Regions from separate parts of the Homo sapiens genome. Here region 1 is linked to region 2. Evidence: read pairs that join two places in POLR2A ChIA-PET (ENCODE). Cell type or tissue: GM12878. All regions are shown on one strand. Links, peaks and the distances in the headings refer to the core of each region. The heading gives the core; the rest is flanking DNA.

Region 1 (6,430 bases), core at 1,039-5,038, 460 kb before region 2:
AAGTAAGAAAGCTTAGACTCCGAAAGAATGAATAACTTCCTCAAGGTCACACAGCTACTAAGTGGCAAAACCAGGACTTAAGCCCAACTTGGATGACTCCAGGGCCAGTACTCTTCCCGTGACACTGAACGACACATTCCAAGGGCGGGAACTGTGTCTAGTCATTATGTCTTGCACAATTTGGTACTTACTGTGTTTCTGAATGAATAAAACAGTAAATGAATGAATGAACATAAGTGTCCTTTCTTTTGAAGGTTATAGTGCAGGGCTTGGCAAACTACAGCCTGTGGGCCGAATCCAGCCTGCCTCCTATATTTGTGTAAACTTTTACAAAACATGACCAATCTCATTCCTTCATGTATTGTCTATGGCTGCTGTCCTGTACAATGGCAAAGTGAGGTTGTAACGGAGACCATGTGACCCACAAAGCCTAAATATTTACTATGTTGACCTTTATAGCAAAAGTTTGCTGACTCCTGCTATAGCTTATGGTCTTTACTAAGCTGATCAAAACAACAGTGCTTATTGCTAAGTAGTATAATAATAATCTTGTCTTTTATAATCTAAAATATTGTGTGTGTCCATGCTTGTGCACTGGGTGTGCCTATAAAGTACCAGATAGATTTAAGCATGTAACTGGTATATGCCGCTTCATCCAAAAAGACTTGCCTACATGCCCTTTGGAAATCTATATATTTTGTTTGTTTGTGGTTTCGTTGTTGTTGTTTTAGTTACGTTTAGCTTTGTCAGCAACACTTTGGCCCAGACAGGATTAGAGCTGAGACCCCTGGCCATGAAGGTCTTCCCTGAAGCAGAGGAGGGCAGGCTCCCCTTGGACGGTCTCGGTGGGGGGTTGACTTTGAGGCTTACCAGAGCAGTCAATACTGCTGTGGTATTTTGAGTCAAGTCGGTTTTTGAGCCAAATGAAAAGCAGCCTGTTTGATTGCTCTCAATTTCCTCTTGGCTTGCAGGGGGATAAGTATCCCTGGGCTCCCAACCTCATATCCTCCCCTGGGCTGAAGGCACTCTTGTCCTCCAAGCCTCCCCTACAGCAGTGTTCATGGGCAGCTGGAGCAGGGCTGCCTACCCATTGCTACTCCCAGGAGCTCAGGACTGGCTCCAGACCCCTGGCATCTGGAGCAGAAGCAACATCAAAGCAGGGATTGGCCAACTCCCACCCCTAATGCCAAACAGGCCAGGCACTGGGAGCACTCAGAGGCGTGACGAATCTCAGCCTGTCTCCGGCTAGTGTTCCCTGGCCAGTCCGCTTTGGGCCCTGCCTCACAATGACGGGCTCATCATTCAGCCTCGCTCATCTGCTCATCATTTCAGGACTGCTCTGTTACTCGGCAGGCTGCTTGGGTGAGTTGTGTGTGCGTGTGTGCACGTGTGTGTGTGTGTGTGGATGCACATGCATTGTTTTGGAAAAAAGACTCTTGGAAAGCAGACTGTACTAGGAGGTTTTAGCAGCCTTTAAATTTTTTTTCTTTTTAAGTTTTTCTTTCACAGGGCTGTTTCTCATTGTGAAAGCCTTTAAATTTTAAACTGCTCAGCCAGTGTTGAAGTTGCAATGCAAAGGGGTTTCACAGTAGAGTTGGTGGGGACCTGGCATACATGCTAACGGGTGTGTGCACTTGTCTGTGTCCCTCTTGTGACCTTGACTGACACAAGTACCTTGTGCTGGCAGCTGGTACCTTGGCTGGCAGCTGGTACCTTGGCTTTGAAGTAAAATCGTGTTCTGTAGTCTGGGCCCCCGCTGGCGTTGGGTGGCTGAGACAGTCTCCATCACTCTTGAGTGGACTGCCTTGGGTAATTTGGCTCAGAGGCACAGCCACCAAACCACAAATTGTTCTTTGTAGGTTGTATCCTTGCCTGCTCAGGGACATACAGCAGAAGGCAAACTCTACCATGTTCTTTCAGAGAAGTTCAAATTACGTGCAACTTTTAGGATCAGAATTTGTCTTTCAAGGTTTGTTGTGGGGATTGAAGGAAAATTGTAGGGTGCAGCCTTCTCTGGAACATGTGAATTGGGGGGAATTTTGGGCAAATTGCATTCAGTTAATGTAAGAACTTTACTGTAGCTGAGACCCAACTCACTACAATAAAGTCAAAGCACTCTGAGCTGCCATACAGCGTGTGCCCTTGGCTTTCTCTCTTCTTTGGGGTCTGTCTCTCTCATGCAAGTTCCCACAGGCAGGGAAAGGCCCCAAAAGAGGAGGAGGAAGTAAAAAGCTGACTAGTCCACCAACTGGACAGGCAGGTGCAGAACAGTTAAATGGCTGCACTTGTAATTCTCTCAACCTGCTGAGGCAGGATGCTTATGTCACTTCTTTCCTTTGACAGTTTCTAATGACACATTTGTTGGATTGAGGGGGTGGGAGGGAAGGCTACTTGATGGAAAAACAGAAGGCAGAAATGGAAATGGCTATTTCCAGTAACCTATTGTGGGGCTGGCCTTGCAAGAGGGTAGATGAAGATGGATACAGTGGTGGTTCTGGTGTCATACTTATTTTAAAAAGGGACTAAAGGAGGCCAGGTGCAGTGGCTCATGCCTGTAATCCCAACACTTTGAGAGGCTGAGGTGGGCGGATCACCTGAGGTCAGGAGTTCAAGACCAGCCTGGCCAACATGACAAAACCCCATCTCTAGTAAAAATACAAAAATTAGCCAGGCATGGTGGCACTCGCCTGTAATCCCAGCTGCTCAGGAGACTGAGGCATGAGAGTGGCTTGAACCCTGGAGGCGGAGGTTGCAGTGGGCTGAGAACCCACCACTGCACTCCAGCCTGGGCAATAGAGTGAGACTTCGTCTCAAAAAAAAAAAAAAAAAAAAAAAAAGGCAAAAGGACTTTGGAGATGATTTGGGCAAAACTCTTTGTGGTACAGATGAGGAAACTAAGTTTCAGATTGAGTAAGTGAGTTGTACTGGCTCACATGGCCACTTGCACCTAGACTTAACACTCTTTAATCAAATCCATGTCTTTCCAAGAGTAAATTGGAGAAAATCGCTTTCCAAAGATGTGCCTCAGTTTCTTGAAATGAAACAAGAGAAAGTCTCCTTTTCAAGAATGGGTATTGAGTCCAAAGGGCAAAACCAGCATCATCGACAACAAAAGCTTCAAACACTTGCCAAAGCCTGCATTAAACAATTACCCATAATTTGGCAATGCACTGGCCACATACAACATGAGCTTGATGTCTTTAAGTTGGGACATGCGGTCCTGAAGTTCCGTGATGGTTGGCATTTCCAAGGCAGCTGCCTGGTGCTGAGCCACGTGCTGCTCCCAGGTTTCTGCAGGCTCCACGGAGATACGCACAGGATTGCTTTCAATACAACAGAGCCTTCCGGGGCTTTTCCAGACTGGAGCCTGAGCTCAGACACAATTCTATAGAGACAGTCCATGAGAAAGACCCACAGGCCACTCGGATGACACCAAAATAGACATGTGAAGTCCTGGCTTAGTTGACTGGGAGGGAGGAGGGAGGGGGAAGCTGCTCCCAAACACGTCCACCTGATGGAAATATTCTGAACAGGAATGAGCTGTAAATAAACTAGGCTCCTAAAAACAAATAGCTTCAGGGAGTCAGGGGAGGGCAGAAATAGATGGCCTTCCCCTGCTGGGAAGAAAGTGGGTCAAGGGGGAAAGGGTGAGGGGGATGGGGTGGGGGAGCCGAACAATGCAGAAGCCTCAGCCAGAAATGCAGCTGATAATTTGTGGTCACTGAAGAGGTCTCCAATTTCCAGGAAGAAAGGAGAGAAGTGATTGCTTTAAATGATACAAGGTCCTTCATCAGTGGAAGGCCACACAGGGTGCTGGGTGAAGGAAGGCACTGGAGGCCATATATGGTCTGGAAAAATAATGGTGATGAGTGCATATTAGCAGTGTGGGCCTGCCAGCCTCCCAGGTGCTTTTGGAACACTGCAGCCTCAGCCCTTAGCTGTGTGCTGAGGCAAAAGAGAAGCAAAGGAGAAACTGTAGCCAGGGGACCTTAAAAACGTTCCGGGATTGGTGTGAACCTGCCAGCCTCCTCCACCCTACAACTGAAGCTGCCCACTCCTAGCGACTCAACACTCTAGGAAACTTGGAGAAGCTTGAGGAGGAATACATTGGCATTAATGTCAAGTTCGGGAACAATGTATCCATATTATTTTACCACTGAGAAAAGTAGCCCGTGACAGCTGGAGCTGCCCTGACTCTCAGAGCTCGGCATGGTGTTTTGCAACACAGAAGCGATGTCACAGAACACCAACTTCAGACAGGGTCACCCTGTGACCTTGATGGATTGAGAAGAAAGTAAGAATCACTTGATAATCACAACTGAACACAGACGAAAACAGGACTATCATCCAACCACAAAAGTAACTAAACATTCTCCTATCCTTGCTAATATGAGTGATTGCTGCTGTTTAAAAAACCAATCACAGCTTTGGTCTTGCTCCACTCTCTTCTAGATATGAATTAAGGTACTCAATTATAGAATGGCCCTTTCTTCCTGATGGCATCCAATTCAGAGTGAAGCCAGACTTCATTTCCTCAGTCTCCCCTCCATCACTTAGCAAAATCCCCAACCCTAGGATCAGTCCTTCCCAGCATCCTCTAACTGAGATGCCCCACGGTTCCTTCCGGTGTGTGTTCTCCCTCTTTGCAGTGAGTCAATAAACCCAGCTTGGTTCCCTGAAGCCTTTGCTTGGAGGGCACTGATGCTATAGCCCCAAGTTGTTGTTATGGGACTTGAAGCTCCAGACCTTCATTTCTACCACATGCAGTCATGGTGTAGAGCTCAAGAGGAAGGGCTCCGGAACCAGACTGCCTGGCTCTGTCACTTACTAGCTATATGACTTCGGACAAATTGCTTAACCTCTTTGCCTCAGTTAATGGATCTGTAAAATGGAGATGATGATAACAAGAGTAGTACCTAGCTCTTAGGGTTGCTGTGAGGATTAGGTGAATTTCTATGTGTGAATCACTTAAATGGTGCCTTGCATGTGGTGTTTGTCATTATTAATTCAGCAAACGTTTGTGGAGTGTCTAGCATATGCCAGATACAGTGCTAGACCCTGGGGATAAAAGCTGGCTCCTGCTCTCCCAGAAAGCACAGTTTGGTCAGAGGGATACAAGGAAATAGTTTTTCCCCATGGAGGAAACCTAACATAGGGGTAAACCCAGAGAAAAACAGCAGGGCCACTCAATCTTGCCTGGGAAGTCAAGGAAAGCTTCCTGGTGGAGACGGCATCTAGTGGAGGCTGCTTGTGGGAGGGCAGGGAGTGGGGTACAAGCAGAAGGCCTCTGAGCTCTGCAAGCCTTTCCAACTACAGATGCCATTTAGGTACTTTCTGCTTCCCACAGGCCTGGCCCAGTGCCTGGCAAAGAGTGTGCTCAAATGAATAAATGTCTAACACCCATAAACTAGTGCCTGCTGTGACTTTTCTTTCTCAAACTCTGACCACTGTTGCCCTGGGTACCCTGCAACTTCAAAACCACCCTTGATTCTTCCTGCTTCTTCCCTCCTGCAACATGTTGGCCCCGTTTCTCTGCATCAGTCCCTCCCTTCCTGTCCCGTGCCCTGCTGCATGCTCCCATTCTCCAAGCCTGTCCTCCCCACACCTGCACCTTCCTTGCACACAGTGTTCTCCAGCACCATTTTGATCCTGTCACTCCTTTACCCTGCACCTGCCGTGGTTTCCTACGACTTTCCAATTAAAGCCTAAACCCTTTTGTGGGGTATCCAAAACAGCACAATCTAGCCCCAAATTAACTTTCCAGCTTTCCCTGCATCCTGACCCCAACAGTCACTATTCCTTTAAGATAAGAGCTTCCTCTTCAGTGCAATGGCACAATCTCGGCTCACTGAAACCTCTGCCTCCCAAGTTCAAGCAATTCTCCTGCCTCAGCCTCCCAAGTAGCTGGGATTACAAGCATGTGCCACCACGGCCAGCAAATTTTTGTGTTTTTAGTAGACACGGGGTTTCGCCATTTGGTCAGGCTGGTCTTGAACTCCTGACCTCAAGTGATCTGCCCACCTCAGCCTCCCAAAGTGTTGGGATTACAGGCGTGAGCCACCACGCCTAGCCTGTTTGACATATTTTGGAGTGCCTGTCTGCCTGGCCTTCCTCAGGAGAAACTCCTCCCACAGCCTCTGTTGAGCTGGTGACAGACCCTGAGATCCTGCTAAAGACTGGGTCTGAGTCTGGTCCAGGGCAGGCTCTGCTTAGCTGCCCCCATGACCTGTCACCTGGCTGGGCAAACAGATTCCCTGTGGTGGCTATTTGAACTAAGACCCACAAGGGGATGTTCCAGACAAAGCAGATGGGGGAGGTAAAAGAGGTGAGGCAAGACTGGGTCAGCCGTCATGGAGAGATGGGCGTGAAGACGCCAAAGAGGATGGAATGGATCAGATGCACAGAAAGAAGCATAAAAGGGGAGATGGGG
Region 2 (6,430 bases), core at 1,426-5,425:
GTTGCCACAGATCTCACTAGAAAAGTTGTTTGTTCACTCTTAAGGAGCAGCCTGGGTGAGGTACGTATGTCCTGGACTAGGGGGTCAGCATGGTGCAGGTTTGTGCCCTAGTTTTTTTTTTGTTTTTGTTTTGAAATAGTTTCGCTCTGTCACCCAGGCTGCAGTGCAGTGGCACAGTCTCGGCTCACTGCAACCTCTGCCTCCTGGGTTCAAGTGATTCTCATGCCTCAGCCTCCCGAGTAGCTGGAATTACAGGCATGCGCCACCATGCCCGGCTAATTTTTGTTTTTTGGAGACAGAGTCTCGCTCTGTTGCCCAGGCTGCAGTGCAGTGGCGTGATCTCGGCTCACTGCAACCTCCGCCTCCCAGGTTCAAGTGGTTCTCCCGCCTCAGCTTCCCAAGTAGCTGGGATTACAGATGCCCACCATCACGCCTGGCTAATTTTTTGTATTTTTAGTAGAGACGAGGTTTCGCCATGTTGCCCAGGCTGGTTTCGAACGCCCAAGCTCAGGCAGTCCACCCGCCTTGGCCTCCCAAAGTGCTGGGATTATAGGCGTGAGCCACTGCACCCAGCCTCCTGTTTTGTATTTTTAGTAGAGAAGGGGTTTCACCATGTTGGCCAAGCTGGACTGTCCTGACCTCCAGTGATCCCCCGTCTTGGCCTCCCAAAGTGCTGGGATTACAGGAGTGAGCCACTGCACCCAGCCTGTGCCCTAGTTTTTGTACTTACTGTTTCATCTGGGGCAAGCCAGGGACCTTATCAGGGCCTCAGTTCCTCCATAGGGAAAAATGAGGTAATAGTCCCTACTTTATAGGGTTGTGAGGATCTGTGAACTATTATACATGAGAAAAGTAACCTGTCAATGAAGATGAAAATATCAGCTGTGATTATTCTGAAAACATCACTAAATGCCTATCAAGAAGTTGACCTTTTCCATTTTTTTCTTCATATTAATCGTATGAAGAGGGCAGTCTGGCAGAAATTTACATATTCTGACTGATAAGCCTCCTAACATTCATTCATTCATTGAGATGGGATCTTGCTCTATTACCCAGGATGGAGTACCTGGAATGATCACAGCTCACTGCAGCCTCAAACTCTGGGCTCAAGCAATCCTCCTGCCTCAGCCTCCTGAGTATCTGGGACTACAGGCAGATGCCACCAGGCCTGGCTAATTTCTTGTACTTTTTGTAAAGACAAGGTCTCGTTATGTTGCCCAGACTGGTCTCAAACTCCTGGGCTCAAGTGATCCTCCTGCCTGGCCTAACAAAGTGTTAGGATTACAGGCGTGAGCCACCATGCCCAGCCCAAAGGCTCCATACCTTAACAGTCAAACTTCTCTCAGCCTATGGATGCTGTGGGAAACTGAGGCTATCCAATTTGCTATGTTGCCAGCCTGGGTCAACAAAGGTGTCTTTGACATGAGCCTCCAACCAGGGGGCTGGGCTCTGCTCCATGGCCACCAGGCTGAACCAAGACACACCCCAGCCCCAAGTCCCTGTGCCCTACCTTCCTGGATGCTGTTCTGCAGGTGGTTGACAATGGCAGCCAGGATGGTGGAGAGACTCATGACCTGGGCACACTGGGCCAGGCCGAGGGTGAAGAGCTCATTCCAGCAGGCCCGCACAAGGCTGGTGTTGCAGTCCTGCCTAGGAATATAGAAAGGAGTCTGAGTGTGGTGTGTGTTGGCATTTCTCCAAGGTTGTGGGGCATCCAGGCACTAAGTCCCAGCATTTCCCAAACAGGTGAATTCAGCAAGTGTTTATTGAAGTGCTATCCAGGATCATTCTTCAAGAAAAGGATGAAGTCTATGAATAAGTCTATGAATGTTTTAACTAAAATCCTTCTAATGATCAACTATTCTCTTAAAAAACATTCTTTAAATAATAAAAAAATGTTAATAGGTATGGCCAAACCATCATTACCTACAGCCTTCAAAAGCCTCAGCATCCTGGACTGACTGTCCCAAGAGATGGTATCAGTTACTTAGGTCCTGCAGCCAAGGTCATGAGAGGCTACGGGGACCAAAAGACGGAGATGAGTACAGATTCTGAAGGGCAGAAACATGCCCTGCAACCCTGCAGGGCAGGAGGCAGGCTTTGTGCTGGATCCGAGACTGAAGCAGGGAGGATGAGGGTCCAGCTAAGGCCGCTTCCAGCCTTGCCCTGGCTAACTTCTACTCAGTTAGTCAGCAAAGTTGGCACATCACAAAACAATACATCCTTATTCTCAGAAACCCCTAAATTGCATTCCCTCACCTGTCTCAAGATTTCAGGAGGCCGGAGAAACTGGGCTGTCTTGACAAAGCTGTTTCTTCCAGTTGCCTTAAGTGTGGCCCAGCCACAGGAAGGCAGTGAGAACCAGGGCTACTGCACTGGGTCATTCCCAAATGCCCCAGATGCACATCTAGTATTTTACTATGATCACTGCCCTGAACACTAACTTATGAAAAACAGTACATGAAATGTAAATGAAACCACTTTAAATGTGGTAGCACATTTTATCTAGCCCGGACTGAGAAACTCTGTGGAGGAGGTTCCAAATTACCCAACTAGAAAAAGTACACTCAGGGCAGTGGGTAACAATGTTTTAACCTCATTTAAAAAATCTCAGGTACCTATCAGTACTATTAACTGTGGACTGTGGTGTTATTTAAAAAAAAAAAAAAAAAAAAAAAAAGCCTGAGGTTACACCACCTACCAGATAGTAGCAAGGGGTAGGCCATTCTCCCAAAGAGCTAACAATGAAACTCCTAATACTTGTTTAGCAGTCACTACCTGTCTAATTCTCCCTGGAGAATGGGACAATTCTGACTGCCTTTCCTTTAATCATGGAGGGAGGTGACCATTCTAACAACTACTCAGGACACATCCCACACCACCTGACCCACAGAACCACACTGCCTTCTGCTGAGTCCCTTGCATGCCAGGCACTGGGTTAAGAGCTTTATAGATCTGAAACCCACGCGAGGATTCTACAATGAGAAACTGGAGGCTCAGAGAGGTAAAGTGACTTGCACAAGGCCACACAGCTGACAAGCACTATTCTTATGGCCCGACAACCAGGTCTGTTTGCCCCAAAGACAATAGTGTCAACTACTAGACAACCCTGCCCTCCATTCTAGTGTTTTCCACATATTACCTAAGGATGGTTACTCTGCAATATGCAATGACTCTCATTGTATTTCCATTTTTATATGGTTACTTATCTTTCAACCAGACTGCCAGCCACCTGATGGCACGGTGGCAGCTGCACCAGCTGCACAGCACTTGGCACACTGGCAGAGCCGATGCTGGTATTTAGAGGAGAAACATACACAAGTGGTACTCAAGAAAGCAAGAAAAGGGGGGGGGGTTTCCTGTAGAGATGACACCAGGTTCTGTACTACTCAATGTGCCAATTGGCACTGTGGCTTGTGTGAGATTGTAAATCCATGTTTGAGGAAACAGCTGATTCACATTCACCTTATTAAGGCCTAGGCACAGTTCCCGGCCTGGCTTCAGTTTGTTGAGTCACACTGTGCATAGCACAGTGCTGGGGACTACCCTTGCCTTCTACATTCTTCTCCATCCCCAGCTCCTAGCACCAAATCCTTGGTGTATCTAGGAGGCTCCATAAAGTTTAGAGGAACATTGCAGAACTGGCAACTGGTAATCCTGCTACCAGTCCACTAACTATATTTAATAAAAAACTCAGGGTCCTTTGAATGAGGTCATAGAAACAGTCAAACTAGACAGGCCCTCAGAGTTCTTCCAGGTCATTCCTAGGGAGAGGAAGGCTCCTGCCCGAGGATACATGCACAGCAAGAGGCCACTTACCCAAGTGCCTGAAAGGCTGGGATTGACCGAGCCCAGTGCATTGAGAGGAAAAGCAGACGGGATGCAGACTCACAGATGTAGTGCACGTTGAGGTACTCTGGCATTGGACTGGGCATTGTTAGCTGGAAAAGAGGAGGCACATGGCACAGGAGGTGAAGGAAGGACAGGGGATGGCTTTGTCTGTCAACATGTATCCCTGTCATGCTTCAATAGCAGTGGCATCTAGAGTTGCTGTCTGATTCTGAAGTCCCATGCAGTCGGGGGGCTTGCACGGACTCCCCATGTTTTCTTGCTCAGTGAACTAGGGTCTAATGGGCCTTGGAATGTGGTCCATAAGCCTAAGGGGATCTTCCCAGCCCACCCCCACAAAAACATACTCCTCAAGTCTTGCCTCAGCTAAACTGTTATTTGTTCTATGGCAATTCCATTTTGAGCCATAGGTTAAGGTCTAAATTAAATCTGGGGAACAGGGGCCAGGTGCGGGTGGCTCATGCCTGTAATCCCAGCACTTTGGGAGGCTGAGGCAGGCAGATCACCTGATGTCAGGAGTTCGAGACCAGCCTGGGCAACATAATGAAACCCTGTCTCTATTAAAAATACAAAAATTAGCCAGGTGTGGTGGCATGCACCTGTAGTTCCAGCTACTTCGGAGGCTGAGGCAGGAGAATTGCTTGAACCCAGGAGGTGGAGGTTGTGGTGAACCAAGATTGTACCACTGCACTCCAGTATGGGTGACAGTGAGACTCAGTCTCAAAAAAAAAAAATCTGGGTAACAGGGGCCAACTTCATGGACTAGCAGGCATTTTGGGAGATGGTCTTAAGGTAGCAGTAAGTAAGAGCTAAGCAGCTCATGTGACAGGAGCACTTTGGGAGGCTGAGGTGGGAGGATTGCTTGAGGCCAAGTGTTTGAGACCAGCTTGGGCAACATATCAAGGACACCATCTCTACAAAAAATAAAAATAAAAATTAGATGGGCATGGTGGTGCATGCCTATAGTCCTAGCTACTTGGGAGGCTGAGGCAGGAGGATCACCTGAGCCCAGGAGTTCAAGACCAGGAGTTTGAGGTTACAGTGAGCCACAATCACATCACTACGCTTCAGCCTATGTATTTGTTTAAAAAAAAAAAAAATACTGGGGGAAAAGGAGGACTCAGCAGTCTGGAGACCTAGAGACTGAGAGGGCTTCAGGTACCCTCTGAGTGTCCTGTAGAAAAAGTGAGACCAGTGAATGACAGCACGGGGAACACCCATGAGGCCTTAACAGCACTCTTCAAGGGATCTACTTTCTGTGGCTCTAGAGGGCAGAGCAGTCAGGATCAATGGCTGGCTGCCTGCTTGTTGTAGATTTTATATGAGGGTTTCTATGACACAGAGAAGAGACAAAAGTGCCTGCCTGAGCCCATGGGGCAGCCAGGCAGTCACAGAGAGGCAGAGGCAGAGCATTCAGCCCTCAGCAGTTACCACTATGTCAGCCTGTCTTAGTAATGATGGGCCACGCCTGCTTCATGGTTACCTTCAGAACCAAATGGCACTGTGAGCAAAAGACAAGTGAAGATGCTTCATAATGGGACTATCATTCTGGAATACAAGATCCAGTTTGAAGTCATAATGTTAAATACCAGATTGAAGATGAGCTCACTCCAAGGTTTAATTTTTATTTATTTATTTATTTTTGAGGTGGAGTTTCACTCGTTGCCCAGGCTGGAGTGCAGTGGCATGATCTTGGCTCACTGCAACCTCTGCCTCCCAGGTTCAAGTGATTCTCATGCCTCAGCCTCCTGAGTAGGTGAGACTACAGGCATGCGCCTCCATGCCCGACTAATTTTTGTATTTTTAGGAGAGATGGGATTTCACCATGTTGGCCAGGCTGGTCTTGAACTCCTGAGCTGAAGTGATCCACGTGCCTTGGCCTCCCGAAGTGCTAAGATTACAGGCATGAGCCACTATGCCTGGCCCCAAGGTTTGATTTTTAAAACTGCAGATCGGCTTTGGTACAGAACCTATCCCCCAGCAGGTTGGGGGCACATGGTTAGGCTGAATTCACTCACCTTAAATGTGACGTGTGTGTCTGAAAGGAGGGGGCCTTCAACCTCAATGATGGGTGTCGACTGGTCTCTGCTGATGACGTGGATGCTCCCTCCTCCACTGGTGTCTATCCCATCTGCCAAGCTTGGAGAAGAGGAGCTGTCTGTGGTATTAAGTGCTTTAGCTAAGGTATCAAATGCCCTGTGAGCAAAAATGAAGCATGTAATTGTTGTGAATCTACAGCTTTTAGGGGGAACAGAATTCTAGCTATGATTTAGAAAAACTACAGTGGGAAAAGATAATTAAATTCTACCGTAGAGATGGGGTTTCACTATGTTGGCCAGGCTGGTCTCAAACTATTGACTGCAGGTGATCTACCTGCCTTGGCCTCTCAAAGTGCTGGGATTACACACGTGAGCCACTGCATCCGGCAAACAATGAAAACTTGTATGTATTATCTACACATCATCTTAGGCACTGAGCTATGTATTATCTAACTTCATGGACAATTTCTTTCTTTTCTTTTCTTTCTCTCTTTTCCTTCCTTTTCTCTCTTTCCTTCCTTCCTTCCTTCCTTTTCTCTTTG

What was found. ChIA-PET counts read pairs that join two places held together with the same protein. Peaks named below come from ENCODE experiments on the same cell type or tissue, not always from the same donor. Only the 100,000 strongest peaks of a DNase experiment are listed, where the experiment ranks them.
Region 1: POLR2A ChIA-PET joins it to region 2 with 6 read pairs; 2 of 35 experiments call an interaction of 5 or more read pairs at or near these places.

The regions. Positions count from the first base shown.
Region 1 is chr3:15,493,444-15,499,873 of GRCh38, reverse strand. All of the region lies in intron 1 of COLQ (collagen like tail subunit of asymmetric acetylcholinesterase), which reads left to right. MIR4270 (microRNA 4270) reads left to right here and starts at 3,566; the gene lies at 3,566-3,635. In GM12878, for the core only: no CTCF peak of the experiment used is centred there; a DNase peak (open chromatin) is centred at 2,898.
Region 2 is chr3:15,029,890-15,036,319 of GRCh38, reverse strand. It overlaps NR2C2 (nuclear receptor subfamily 2 group C member 2), which reads right to left. Exons shown (of 14, transcript NM_001291694.2): 9 at 5,868-6,045; 10 at 3,820-3,941; 11 at 1,511-1,650. Among named protein-coding and RNA genes, the nearest start is that of MRPS25, 32 kb to the left of the region's middle. In GM12878, for the core only: no CTCF peak of the experiment used is centred there; no DNase peak of the experiment used is centred there.